2 separate regions of the Homo sapiens genome follow, and region 1 is linked to region 2. The links are chromatin contacts, found by Hi-C in ENCODE. All regions are on one chromosome and are shown on one strand. Each heading gives the region's core, a stretch centred on a gene start or an enhancer-like site at or near the end of the contact. The rest is flanking DNA. Distances are from core to core; before and after follow the strand shown. Region 1 has its middle 21 kb from the start of ST6GAL1. Region 2 overlaps DGKG (diacylglycerol kinase gamma).

Region 1 (7,448 bases), core at 2,533-5,032, 670 kb after region 2:
TGCTGTTGGGTTTGGTTTGCCAGTATTTTATTGAGGATTTTCGCATGGATGTTCATCAGGAATATTGGCCTGTAATGTTCTTTTTTTTTGTTGTGTCTCTGCCAAGTTTTGGTATCAGGATGATGCTGGCCTCATAAAATGAGTTAGGGAGGATTCCCTCTTTTTCTATTGTTTGGAATCATTTCAAAAGGAATGGTACCAGCTCCTCGTTGTACCTCTGGTAGAATTCGGCTGTGAATCCGTCTGATTCTGGATTTTTTTTGGTTGGTAGATTATTAATTACTGCCTCAATTTCAGAGCCTGTTATTGGTCTATTCAGGGACTCGACTTCTTCCTGGTTTAGTCTTGAAAGGGTGTATGTGTCCAGGAATTTATCCATTTCTTCTAGATTTTCTAGTTTATTTGCACAGTGGTGTTTATAGTATTCTCTGATGGTAGCTTGTATTTCTGTGGGATCAGTGGTGATATCCCCTTTATCATTTTTTATTGCTTCTGTTTGATTCTTCTCTCTTTTCTTCTTTATTAGTCTGGCTAGCAGTCTATCTGTTTTGTTGATCTTTTCAAAAAACCAGCTTCTGGATTCATTTATTTTTTTGAAGGTGTTTTTGTGTCTTTATCTCCTTCAGTTCTGCTCTGATCTTAGCTATTTCTTGTCTTCTGCTAGCTGTTGAATTTGTTTGCCCTTGCTTCTCTAGTTATTTTAATTGTGATGTTAGGGTGTAAAGTTTAGATCGTTCCTGCTTTCTCTTGTGGGCATTTAGTGCTATAAATTTCCCTTTAAACACTGCTTTAAATGTGTCCCAGAGATTCTGGTATGTTGTGTGTTTGTTCTCATTGGTTTCAAAGTACATCTTTATTTCTGCCTTAATTTCATTATTTACCCAGTAGTCATTCAGGAGCAGGTTGTTCAGTTTCCATGTAGTTGTGTGGTTTTTAGTGAGTTTCTTAATCCTGAGTTTTAATTTGATTGCACTGTGGTCCGAGAGACTGTTACGACTTCCGTTCTTTTGCATTTGCTGAGGAGTGCTTTACTTTCAATTATGTGGTCAATTTTAGAATAAGTGTGATGTGGTGCTGAGAAGAATGTATATTCTGTTTATTTTGGGTGGAGAGTTCTGTAGATATCTATTAGGTCTATTGTTCCAGAGCTGAGTTCAAGTCCTGAATATCCTTGTTAATTTTGTCTCATTGATCTGTCTAATATTGACAGTGGAGTGTTAAAGTCTCCCATTATTATTGTGTGGGAGTCTAAGTTTCTTTGTAGGTCTCTAAGAACTTGCTTTATGAATCTGGGTGCTCCCGTATTGGGTGCATATATATTTAGCGTAGTTAGCCCTTCTTGTTGCATTGATTTCTTTACGATTGTGTAATACCCTTCATTGTCTCTTTTGATCTTTGTTGGTTTAAAGTCTGTTTTATCAGAGACTAGGACTTCAACCCCTGCTTTTTTTTGCTTTCCATTTGCTTGGTAAATATTCTTCCATCCCTTTCTTTTGAGCCTATGTGTGTCTCTGCACATGAGATGGGTCTCCTGAATACAGCACCATTGATGGATCTTGACTCTTTATCCAATTTGCCAGTCTGTGTCTTTTAATCGGGGCATTTAGCCCGTTTACATTTAAGGTTAATATTGTTATGTGTAAATTTAATTCTGTCATTATGGTGCTAGCTGGTTATTTTGCCTGTTAGTTGGTGCAGTTTCTTCATAGTGTCGATGGTCTTTACAATTTGGTATGTTTTTGCAGTGGCTGGTACCGGTTGTTCCTTTCCACATTTAGTGCTTCCTTCAGGAGCTCTTGTAAGGCAGGCCTGGTGGTGACAAAATCTCTCAGCATTTGCTTGTCTGAAAAGGATTTTACTTCTTCACTTATGAAGCTCAGTTTGGCTGGATATGAAATTCTTGGTTGAAAATTCTTCAAGAATGTTGAATATTGGCCCCCATTCTCTTCTGGCTTGTAGGGTTTCTGCTGAGAGATCCGCTGTTAGTCTGATGGTTTTCCCTTTGTGGGTAAGCCGACCTTTCTCTCTGGCTGCCTTAACATTTTTTCCTTCATGTCAACCTTGGTGAATTTGACGATTGTGTGTCTTGGGGTTGCTCTTCTGGAGGAGTATCTTTATGGTGTTCTCTGTATTACCTGAATTTGAATGTTGGCCTGCCTTGCTAGGTTGGGGAAGTTCTCCTGCATAATATCCTGAAGAGTGTGTTCCAACTTGGTTCCATTCTCCCCATCACTTTCAGGTACACCAATGAAACGTAGATTTGGTCTTTTCACATAGTCCCATATTTCTTGGAGGCTTTGTTTGTTTCTTTTCATTCTTTGAAAATACTATAGTATTAAATAATGATAATTATAACAAATCTTGTCTTCTCACTTTATTTCATTAAGTTCATCTTCAATCTGTGATATCCTTTCTTCTGCTTGATTGATTAGGCTATTGATACTTGTGTATGCTTCACGAAGTTCTGGTGCTGTGTTTTTTAGCTCCATCAGGTCATTTATGTTCTTCTATAAACTAGTTATTCTAGTTAGCAATTCATCTAACCTTTTTTCAAGGTTCTTAGCTTCCTTGCATTGGATTAGAACATGCTCCTTTAACTCGGAGGAATTTGTTATTACCCATCTTCTAAAGCCTACTTCTGTCAATTCGTCAAACCCATTCTCCGTCCAGATTTGTTCCCTTGCTGGCAAAGAGTTGTGATCCTTTGGAGGAGAATAGGCATTCTGGTTTTTGGAATTTTCAGCCTTTTTGTGCTGGTTTATCCCCATCTTCATGGATTTATCTACCTTTGGTCTTGGATGTTGGTGACCTTCGGATGGGGTTTTTGTGTGGACATCCTCTTTGTTGATGTTGATGCTATTCTTTTCTGTTTGTTAGTTTTCCTCCTAACAGTCAGGCCCCTCTGCTGCAGGTCTGCTGGAGTTTGCTGGAGGTCCACACCAGACCCTGTTTGCCTGGATATCACCAGCAGAGGCTGCAGAACAGCAGATTGCTGCCTGTTTCTTCCTCTGGAAGCTTTGTCCCAGAGGGACACCTGCCAGATGCCAGCCAGAGCTCTCCTGTATGAGGTGTCTGTCGGCCCCTACTGGGAGGTGTCTTCCAGTCAGGATACACAGGGGTCAGGGACCCACTTGAGGAGGCAGTATGACCCTTATCAGAGCTCGAACGCTGTGCTGGGAGGTCCACTGCTCTCTTCAGAGCCATCAGGCAGGGACGTTTGAGTCTGCTGAAGCTGCACCCACAGCTGCCCTTTCCCTCAGGTGCTCTGTCCCAGGGAGATGGGGGTTTTATCTGTAAGTCCCTGACTGGGGCTGCTGCCTTTTTTTCAGAGATGTGCTGCCCAGAGAGGAGGAATCTAGAGAGGCAGTCTGGCTACAGTGGCCCTGCTGAGCTGCGGTGGGCTCCACCCAGTTTGAACTTCCTGGCGGTTTTGTTTACACTGTGAGGGTAAAACCACCTACCCAAGCCTCAGCAATGGCGGATGCTCCTCCCCCGACGAAGCTTGAATGTCCCAGGTCAACTTCAGACTGCTGCGCTGGCAGCGAGAATCTCAAGCCAGTGGATCTTAGCTTGCTGGGCTCCGTGGGGGTGGGACCCTCTGAGCTAGAACACTTGGTTCCCAGGCTTCAGCCCCCTTTCCAGGGGAGTGAACGGTTCTGTCTCGCTGGCATTCCAGGTGCCTCTGGGGTATGAAAAAACAACTCCTGTAGCTAGCTCAATGTCTGCCCAAACGGCCACCCGGTTTTGTGCTTGAAATCCAGGGCCCTGGTGGCATGGGCAACTGGAGGGAATCTCCTGGTCTGCAGGTTGCAAAGACCATGTGAAAAGCACAGTATCTGGGCCAGAGTGCTCTGTTGGCCACGGCACAGTCCCTCACGGCTTCCCTTGGCTAGGGGAGGCAAATCCCCCGACCGCTTGTGCTTCCTGTGCTTCCTGGGTGAGGCTACACCCCACCCTGCTTTGGCTCGCTCTTCGTGGGCTGCACCCACTATCCAACCAGTCCCTGTGAGATGAACTGGGTACCTCAGTTGGAAATGAAGAAATCTCCTGCCTTCTGCATGATCTCACTGGGAGCTGCAGACCGGAGCTTTTCCTATTCGGCCATCTTGCCAGCACCAATTTTTTTTTCATTTTCAGTAGAGGCGAGGTTTCCCCATGTTGGCCAGGCTGGTCTTGAACTCCTGACCTCAGGTGATCCACCCGCCTCGGCCTCCCGAAGTGCTGGGATTACAGGCATGAGCCATTGCGCCTGGCCTATCATAACATTTTTAATATCATATTATAGTATTAAATAAAGATAATTACCATTATTATAACAGCGAACATCTATGCACTACTTGCTGGACACTGTGTCAAGCACTTTAAATGCATCGTAATTTCTGGCATATTAATTTATTAATCATATTAAGTCTTCAAGTTCCTTAACCTCAGGGTATGGGAGGTAAGAGAGCAGTAAGGTTCATAGTTTTTCTTTTTCTTTCTATTTATTTATTTATTTATTTATTTTTGAGATGGAGTTTCACTCTTGTCTCCCAGGCTGGAGTGCGATGGTGCGATCTCAGCTCACTGCAAACTTCGCCTCCCGGGTTCAAGCAATTCTCCTGCCTCAGCCTCCTGAATAGCTGGGATTACAGGCATGTGCTACCACGCTCAGCTAATTTTGTATTTTTAGTAGAGATGGGGTTTCTCCATGTTGGTCAGGCTGGTCTCGAATTCCTGACCTCAGGTGATCCTCCCGCCCTGACCTCCCAAAGTGCTGGGATTACCAGTGTAAGCCACCGCATCCAGCCTATTTATTTGTTTTTTGAGAGTGAGTCTCATTCTGTAACCAGGCTAGAGTGCAGTGGTGTGATCTCGACTCACTGCAACCTCCACCTCCTGGGCTCAAGCGATTCTCCTGACTCAGCTTCCCAAGTAGCTAGGATTACAGCATGTGCCACCATGCCCAGCTAATTTTTGTATTTTTAGTAGAGACAGGGTTTCACCATGTTGGCCTGGCTGGTCTTGAATTCCTGACCTCAAGTGATCCACCTGTCTCGGCCTCTCAAAGTGTTGGGATTACACGTATGAGCCACCATGCCCGGCCAGGTTCGTAGTTTTTAAAGTTTGGAAGATACGAGTTCCCATCCCAGCTTCAATCTATGCGAATTTAAACAAGTTTCCCATTTCTCTTGCTCAAAAAAATGGTTGTTGGGCTTTTTTTGTTTTTTAACCAAAGTGATAACATGATATCCAGAAAAGTAGAAAGAAGAAAACAATAAATTACCTCCATATCCCACCATTTAGAAATAAAATTAAAATTTGTGAGCATGCTTATAGATATTTCCAAGTGGATTTGTATGTTAGAATGATACATAAATAAATTCAAAACTAATAACCTAGGATTATATTCTATATTCTGTTGTTTAAAAGTGAAAAAAGAGGTCCTGACGCAGTGGCACACACACCTGTAATCCCAGCAGTTTGGGAGGCCGAGACAGGTGGATCAGGAGTTCGAAACCAGCCTGGCCAACATGGCAAAACTCCAACTCTACTAAATTACAAAAATTAGCCAGGCGTGGTGGCATGCTCCCATAATTCCAGCTACTCGGGAGGTTGTGGCAGCAGAAATACTTGAGCCTGGGAGGTGGAGGTGGCAGTGAGCCGAGAATGCACCACTACACTCCAGCCTGGGCGACAGAGCAAGACTCCGTCTCAAAAAAAGAAAAAAAAAAGTGAAAAAAGGATTGCTGAGATTCAGGTAATGTTTCTTTACCATGAGAGATATTGGGATATTGGCTACTCTTTTAAACCCTTTAAGCAGGGCCCCACCCTGGGTCCAGCAGGCTATATATTAACCTACACAGGCAGTTTGATTGGCTTCACACAGTTAATTTAAAGAAATAGAAACTAGGCTGAGCGTGGTGGCTCATGCCTGTAATCCCAGCACTTTGGGAGGCTGAGGTGGGTGTATCACGAAGTCAGGAGATCGAGACCATCCTGGCTAACACGGTGAAACCCCGTCTCTACTAAAAATACAAAAAATTAGCCGTCTAATTTAGTCTCGCTCTGTTGCCCAGGCTGGAGTGCAGTGGTGCGATCTCGGCTCAGTGCAAGCTCTGCCTTCCGGGTTCACGCCATTCTCCTGCCTCAGCCTCCTGAGTAGCTGGGACTACAGGCGCCCGCCACCACGCCTGGCTAATTTTTTGTATTTTTAGTAGAGACGGGGTTTCACGGTGTTAGCCAGGATGGTCTCGATCTCCTGACCTCGTGATCCACCCGCGTCGGCCTCCCAAAGTGCTGGGATTACAGGCGTGAGCCACCAAACCCGGCCACATTGCACTGCTCTTTAGAGAAAAATCTGATTTTTTAAAAAACCCTGAGAGGTGACTGGATTTTTCTTTCTGAATATTTAAAGAATTTTTTTTTTTGCCTTCAACTTTAACAGGCATACGCCTAAATATCTTTTTTCAACCAATATTGTTGGAAAACAATGCATCTTCTTGAGTGAAAAACAGAATCACTTTGGAGAGATTTTCCTGTATTACATTTCTAGATAATTTCCCTAGTTAATTGTTGTAACTCTTATTTCCAGGACAGTAGTAGTTGTTATGTTAGGTGGTTTTTATCATCTATTCTTTACATGTCTTAAATTCCTTATCCTTTCTTTCTATTTTCATTATGATTATACCAAGCCTTCCTTCCACAAAAATAATTTGATGCTCGGTTGGTTCTATTGTGTTACTTGGTTATTTTTCTAGGTTATTTGTTAGATGTAAATTGGGATTTTGCTACACAACTTGTTTCTTTAGTACTTTAATCTCCCTTTTAATCTTATGCTGTTATTTTATCCTTTTGTCTTTGTGTTCTTATTTTGTTAAAATCGTATACTTTATTAGAATGTGATATATGTCTGAAGAGTGATAAATTCACAATGAGTATTGCACTGTTCCTTGGCTTGGGCTACGTTTTCTTCCAGATTGGATTACTTTTCTCTATATCGAATGCTTTCATAGCTTCTGCCCTGTTTCTTTTTGTTATCTAGCCCGTGATTGACACAGACGGTTTGGTAATCTCGTTCCATTATTTGGTTATATGTGGGTGACTTCTCCTTGAAGCCCTTCTATCATGTGTAAAACCCAGTAGTCGCCGGGCGCGGTGGCTCACGCCTGTAATCCCAGCACTTTGGGAGGCCGAGGCGGGCGGATCACGAGGTCAGGAGATCGAGACCATCCTGGCTAAAACGGTGAAACCCCGTCTCTACTAAAAACACACAAAAAAAATTAGCCGGGCGTAGTGGCGCGCGCCTGTAGTCCCAGCTACTTGGGAGGCTGAGGCAGGAGAATGGCGTGAACCCGGGAGGCGGAGCTTGCAGTGAGCCGAGATCCCGCCACTGCACTCCAGCCTGGGCGACAGAGCGAGACTCCGTCTCAAAAAAAAAAAACAAAAAAAAACCCAGTAGTCTTTCC
Region 2 (7,176 bases), core at 2,419-4,918:
CATTTGCAAATGATGTTTGGGATATGACCATTAATAAGTTCTTACATATTATACGACTTCCTGTATACTATATCACCTATGAAATGTAACCACCTTGTATGTTAAAATAATTTTGTAAAGAATACTTGAGCACTATTTTTCCTTTTCTTTTGCTAGACGACGATTTCCTTGAAGGCAGGGGCCACATCTTATGTGCCCTTTATTCCAGATCACTTTCAAACACTTTAGAATCTCAGTTGAATCAAATTTCTCTTTTGTTCTTTATGCCAACAGTGAGACGATAATCTCCCTAACATTCCTCAATTAGCAATTAATGATTAGCCTATTGATAACTAGGAGGTAGACAGGGCCAAAAATAACCCCATCTCTGCCGTTAAAGGCCTTTTCTTTTTTGCCCATCATACATGGCTCGTATTCCTGCCTCCTCGGTTCTGGTTCTTGCTCCATTAATGAAACTATTCCATCAGAGAACATAACTTGGTTTTCTGGAACCCACTATCTTCCCTGGCAACAACCCATCTAGAGAGGCCATGGAGGAAGAATTTCCTGAAACCCCAACATTTGAGTCATAATTTGATGCCTCTTAGGATTCAAAGAGGCCTCAGACCTGTGACTTTTAAACATTTTGGGAGTATAGGTTCCTTTAAGAATCTTCTGATAGTTATGGACATTCTCTGCAGAAAAATACATTCAGTACCTTAGTACAATTTCAAGGTGTTCTCAAAACCCCTGAAGCCCTTGGATCCCAGGTTAAGAATTCTTGTTAGAATAGCCAAGAAAAGGGAATCAGCAACGTGAATGATTCCGGTTTCCTGGTAAGTGTTCCGGACCTGACTAGTCACTCTCCCTTGCTGAAAACAAAACAAAACAGAACAAAACACAGCAATGACAACTCCCAAGATTTAACCTCAAGATTATCCCTGAGAGTCCAAACCTGGGCAGTAATGGTAAAGGCTTCCGGCCAAGCAGTAACTACTCTTTGGAGAACCTCAGTTCAGCTGAGTAAAATAGGCCTTGTTTGATAATGCCGTTTACATTTCCAAATCCTGGGTATCAAGCTTTCTTCCTATGCCTTGCGGCCTTTCCTAAGTTTAGCCGCTGGTGTAATGGGGTAACCATGGCAACAACCACCTGCCTATTTAAAACCATCTCCAATGCTAAATAAGGAAGCCTGAAGAAAATGGCTGCTTGCCTGCCTCTCAGTGGACAAATTGGGCACTCCTGGGTATTTTAGACATGGGCGAATAGGCAGGGTAGAAGCAGTATGTATGCAAAGTTCTTCATAGGAAGCGTTCGGTGACCTTGTGAAATAGGTGCTACCTCAGCCCTTCTGTCTTCGTTTGTTAGGCGAGCACGCAGGTTTACGTGCAAATCCGTGGGCCTGTCACCATGTCATCCATGCTACCTTGACCTCAGTCAGGTGAAGAGTGAGCTGAGAACCTACCCTCAGAGAGAAGTATTGTTTATAGGATCTCGGAAGGGAGAAGGAAAAACAGTTCTACAGATCACAGTGAATTTGTTCATACTTTGCATTAAAATGCACGCTACAATCTTTTTTTTTTTTTTTTTCTGACGGATGTGTCTTTCTAATTGTACTTAATCATGTGGGTGATGGATGATTGCTCTATTTATGTCATATGTTGGCCTGCCTATTGATTTTTGGCATATGGAGAAATTTCTCCCTCCCTCTGCTTCCTTGCTTTCTGGGAATTACAGATGTTTGGTTTCTTTCCTCTGCCGAGACCATACAACTGATCACACTGAACATCTTGCTCTTCCACAAGTATACTGCACCCTCTCACTCCTTCGTATCTTTTCGTACATTTGCTTCCTTCTCCCTGTGTTGCCCTCCTCTTTTTCCGTGTCTTGGTTCAGGCGTCTCTGTCATTGGAAAACCCTCCATGCCACGTTTCGTGTCCTTGGTTTTTGCTCCCATAGGTCACCTCCAGTTACATCACTTAACACAAACCATTCTGCACATCTGCTTTCCAGCCTGTTTCCAGCACCAGGCTGTGAGTCCCCTACATGCGTCTGTCCAAAATGCCTGTAGAACAGTGTCTGGTGTGCATTACGTTTTCAAAAGATCTGCTGAATGAATGGATGAATGAATGAACAGAGCCCCGTGGCTTTCACAAGCATATGGCACATGTGCATGAGTACGTATAAGGATACTTGTGTGAGGCCGGGTGCAGTGGCTCAAGTCTGTAATCCCAGCACTTTGGGAGCCTGAGGTGGGTGGCTCACTTGAGGTCAGGAGTTCGAGACCAGCCTGGCCAACATGGTGAAACACTGTCTCTACTAAAAATACAAAAATCAGCTGGGTGTGGTAGTGGGTGCCTGTAATCCCAGCTACTTGGGAGGCTGAGACGGAAGAATTGTTTGAACCCAGGAGGTGGAAGTTGCAGTGAGCCAAGATCGCGCCACTGCACTCCAGGCTGAGCAACAGAGCGAAACTCCATGAAAAAAAAAAAAAAAAGATACTTGTGTGAAAAGAGGACCTTAAAAGCCTGAGGAATGGGTTGAAGAGGAGTACTTTTTAAAAAAGTGGTTTGTGTGTATCTGGGAGTGCAAAAGACCGTTAGAGGAGATCATCTGAACTGTAAGTTTGTGACTATAGTATCAGGGGCTGGAAGTACACGTGTTCCTAGTGTGCAGTGAGTGTGTATAGTCTGTGTGTGTGAGAGCAAGAAGATGCTGTGGCAGGATGCACTTCCTAAAAGGTTCGTTCAGCTGCTATCGGATCCCACAGATCGCTCTTTCTGAAGCTATAGTGTTCAGTTTCTGACCTCTAAAAAGACCTCCTTCTTCTTGGTTGACTTCTCAGGCTGTGGGGTCAGGACAAAGAGTAGGAATGAAAATGGCCAGTGATGAAAATGATGGGTCCTGGGCTTTAAATGAATGTCTTCAATGAACACTCTAACCTCTCTTTTAAGGACAATTCTTGCTTGTAATCCCAGCACTTTGGGAGGCCGAGGAGGACGGGTCACTTGAGGTCAGGAGTTTGAGACCAGCCTGGTGAACATAGTGAAACCCCATCTCTACTAAAAATACAAAAGTTAGCCAGGCATGATGGTGCACGCCTGTAGTCCCAGCTACTCAGGAGGCTGAGGCAGGAGAATCGCTTGAACCTGGGAGGAGGAGGTTGCAGTGAGACAAGATCACGCCACTGCACTCTGGCCTGGGTGACAGAGTGAGATTCCATCTCAAAAATAAATAAATAAATAAATAAATAAAAAGACAATTCTGTGGGCTAAATAAAAGTCAACACCTTTAGGCTCAAAAACAAAGTCCAAATCATTATCCATTCTTCTCCCAACCTACCTAGGGTTGGGGTGGGAACAGTGTCTGAAATAGTGGTCATCTTGAAATAGTACAACAAAGAAAAAGAAAGAAAGAATGAAAATTGACTAATGAGAAGATACAGACAAAGAAGGAAAGAGGGAGAAAGGGGTAGCTATACGTCAGTCACAACTAAGTTCTGGCAAATTTCATCCTACAAGGAAGAAGGGTTTGCTTTCTCTTGCAAATGATCTGGTTTCCTCTTTCCTTTCATTTTTGAACCTAACTTGGTGACTTCACAGAGTGCCCAGGCTGAGGCTGGGACTTAGTGGGTTCCGGGTCTCCAGCCTTTGCAGGTACCTCTCTGCTGCTGCCCTCTGCTGTCGGGGGAGGCAAAGGAGACACCCTTCTGGTCCTCCTGGTCCAAGTCCCGGAGCTGCCACCTCCTCCCATTTGAGACCGACAGAAGCTAGGGTCTCTTCCAGCCTCCCTGCTCTTCCCCAAAAGAATCATGAGGGGCTGGGGTTGGAGGCGCTGTACTTGGAAGCAGCAGAGACTCAGGACGGGGGTTCCAGTTAGACAAGGGCAGACGCCCTCCCACCTCCTCCCCTGCAAAAGCAGGCCCTTCATACCCACCTCCTGCCCTCCAGCCCTGCCCTCTGCACAGATCCTTTGGGAGAGGACAGGCAGTTAGCCTGCGCCAAGTTTCTGACACTTTTTTTTTTCTTGGAAATGGAAACCCTCCTTCCGGCAAGTGGCAGGAAGGCCAAGTCCCCAGCGGCCCTGGCTGGGAAAATTTCCAGAGAGCAGGTGAAAGGCCTCTGTTCCGCCAGGGCCACACTGGGTGGGTGGCAGCGCAGCCGGGCCTGCAGCTTACCTGCTGTTGAATTTTTCAGGATGTTTCTCTCTCATCACATGGAATCTGTGTGCAATGGAAGCGTCCTGAAAGTGAAAGAGACAAAGCAGATCCTTGGTGAGTGGTCATGACAGTGCAGTGCGGAGGGAAGGGACGCACGCATGCACTCGCTGAGTCATGCCAACCCTGGGACTCTATCTATCGCATGGTGGGGCTCCAGGTCACATCCGCGGAGCCAACAGAGGCTCAACACTGCCTCCAGGGGGATGAGCTAGCACCACCAATACTCTTACAGCCTATGCCAGTTGACTCTGGAGTCCTTGCTATTTCACTCTAGCCCGGACCCGCTGAGAACAGATAGATAGTTCAGGGGTGAGTGAAGGGGAAAGCCTTTGCCCTCTGGGGAGACTGAGAGTCTGTGAGCAGTTAGAGATCAGGAGCCTGTGTCTGGGGCTGAGCATGAGTCTCTGGAAATGACTTTCCATACTAGTTCTTTTTAAAATAGTTTTTATTTTGGAATATTTTGACTCACAATTAAGTTGCAAAAATAGCATAGAGTTCCTAGGTCCCGTTCACTCAGCTTCCCCCAATGATAACATTTTATATAACTATAGGATATTGTCAAAACCAGAAACCTGACATTGGTAGATGCTATTAGATATTAAGTCTTAACCATCCACACCAATAGAAATAATTAGTGGCACTGGATAACATGCTTACTAGATAATAAAACAAAATTAAACTCTGGCTTCTGCTTCTTGATCACTTCACTCGAAGGACTCCCTCCAAGGCCAATAAGAGTCATTATTACATCATGTGGACACTGCCCTCCTATTAGCACATCCCTTTGCCACACTAGCGGCCCCCTGCACTCCAGCACTCACAGTTAGGATGGCTGTCATGCACTGTGCTCCTGGGCTCTCCATCCTCTGACCACAACTCCCTAACCCTGGGTTCTACCTGCGGCCCCCACTCCACACCGTGGCCATCTCGTGAGTTCTCGTGGCTGTTACCAGCATCTGAATGATGATAGCTCCAAAGTGTCAATCTCTAGAGCCAACCCTAAGCCTCAAACCTGAAACGGAACTTGTCTTTCCTCCTCAAACTCGGTCTTCCACCCTCGACAATGGTCTCATTTTCCAGCAGAAGAATGTGTAACGCCCCTTCACCGCTCAGGCCCCATACTGGTACTTTGGGTGCAGGTGCTGGGCTTCAGAAATAAACAGGCTAATTGAGCCGGAGATGGGGGGTGACACAGAAACCAGGGAGTTGACTAGATTTGTTTTGCAATGAAAAATATACAAACCCATTTACTGGAATACATGGCTACAAAACACTTGAAATTCCATGCAGTGAATTTTGAATTTTCATCAAATGCATATTAATTCTATTTCTTATATGAAAATTTCTGTGTTTTTTTTTTTTTTTTTTGAGATGGAGTTTTGCTCTTGTCGCCCAGGCTGGAGTGCAGTGGCATGATCTCGTCTCACTGCAACCTCTGCCTCCCAGGTTCAGGCAATTCTTCTGGCTCAGCCTCCTGAGTAGCTGGGATTGCAGGTGCCTACCATCACACCGGGCTAATTTTTGTATTTTTAGTAGAGACGGGTCTTCGCCATGTTGGCCAGGCTGGTCTCGAACCTCAGGTGATCTGCCCGCCTCGGCCTCCCAAAGTACTGGGACTGTAAATGTGAGCCACTGCACCTGGCCTCTGTGTGTGTTTTTAAGCATCAAGAGGTATAGTTCTATGAAGAAGCTTTTTGAGCATGAACTCTGTGTGGTGAGGTGCACCTGGCATAGGAGTCCAGCAGCCCACATCTGAAAGGTGGCAGGGCAAGAGGAGAAGATGGGCTTATTTTGTGATTGGCAAACATTCTTTGCTAAAATGATGTTTTGAGAGTTTAAAATTTAAACTTTAGCTATTGATGTTTTTTTTTTTTTTTGAGATAGAGTCTCACTCTGTCACCCAAGCTGGAGTGCAGTGGCACAATCTTGTCTCACTGCAACCTTCACCTCCCAGGTTCCAGAGATTCTTCCGCTTCAGCCTCATGAGTAGCTGGGATTACAGGCATCCGCCACCATGTCGGGCTAATTTTTTGTATTTTTAGTAGAGACAGTGTTTCACCATGTTGGCCAGGCTGGTCTCAAAACTCCTGGCCTCAGGTGATCTGCCCAACTTGGCCTCCCAAAGTGCTGAGATTACAGGCATGAGCCACCAGGCCTGGCCAATTTATTTTTTAGCTTAAGATATATTAAGAGTTTAAGGTCTTGGAGAGGCACCCCCATGGGTGCACGGGTGAGATGTGCGGACCCCAGAGAGGCCTCTGTCCCTGAGGCCTATCCAGCCTGCACCGCTTCCCTGGGCAGCAGCACTTCATGCTCCCAGACTGTACCCACCTCCCACTCTCTGAGCAAATTTCAGTGAACACCCTCAATAAGATTCATGTGACATTTGTCAAATGCTTCTCTAAAATTCGAGAAAATATTCCATCTACTTCTATTCCTTTGAAGCACTAATTTTCGTCTGTCAGGAAAAAAAAAGTGGAGGGGGGCGGGGAAGAAAAAAGCAATCACATGTTGCCTGGCACAATTTGTACTTCGCTATCCCCTACCCCCAATACTGCTGATTGACTCCCAGCTTTTTTATTCTCCGGGATATGTGTACAGGCCCCCTCCTTCCATGCAGTTCTGATTGTCTTTGGTTTTTCCATAACTAGGTTTTGCAAAGATGCTTTTTACAAAGACCAGCCTTTAAAACATTATTAGTGAAGCACGTGGTCCCTAATTTGACAATGTAATCCCTTGGCAAATACACAAAGTAGCAAGGGAGAGTAGAGCAGCTCCTTTTCTAAGTCTTAAAAAGGCAATGAGGGTGAAGACTCTGACCACGTTTCTCTATCTGGGGATTAAAAAGAGAGTCGAGATTCACTTTCACTCTCTGGAGCTTCTATGTCAGGCAATGACCTGAGCATATTTACAATCAGTAGTGACTTCATTTAAATTTGGGAAACCAGGGCTACGATGGTTCAAACCCTTTCTTGGTT

What was found. A loop is a pair of places that touch in the nucleus more often than their neighbours do. Pooled maps may share reads with other maps.
Region 1: a loop to region 2 is called in a pooled map of psoas muscle, with 4 times the contacts of the local background. The contact joins two enhancer-like sites. A Hi-C loop is called at or near these places in 2 of 50 pooled maps.

Annotation. Positions count from the first base shown.
Region 1 is chr3:186,905,894-186,913,341 of GRCh38, forward strand. No RefSeq gene overlaps it. Among named protein-coding and RNA genes, the nearest start is that of ST6GAL1, 21 kb to the right of the region's middle. RefSeq lists enhancers at 3,040-3,735, 3,498-3,597, 3,668-3,717, 3,736-4,430. Within about 2 kb of position 3,783, at least 8 of the 41 ENCODE cell types and tissues checked have a DNase peak (open chromatin) inside an H3K27ac peak, as active enhancers do.
Region 2 is chr3:186,238,348-186,245,523 of GRCh38, forward strand. It overlaps DGKG (diacylglycerol kinase gamma), which reads right to left. Exons shown (of 25, transcript NM_001346.3): 20 at 4,157-4,221. Among named protein-coding and RNA genes, the nearest start is that of DGKG, 120 kb to the right of the region's middle. RefSeq lists an enhancer at 3,907-3,956. Within about 2 kb of position 3,669, at least 18 of the 41 ENCODE cell types and tissues checked have a DNase peak (open chromatin) inside an H3K27ac peak, as active enhancers do.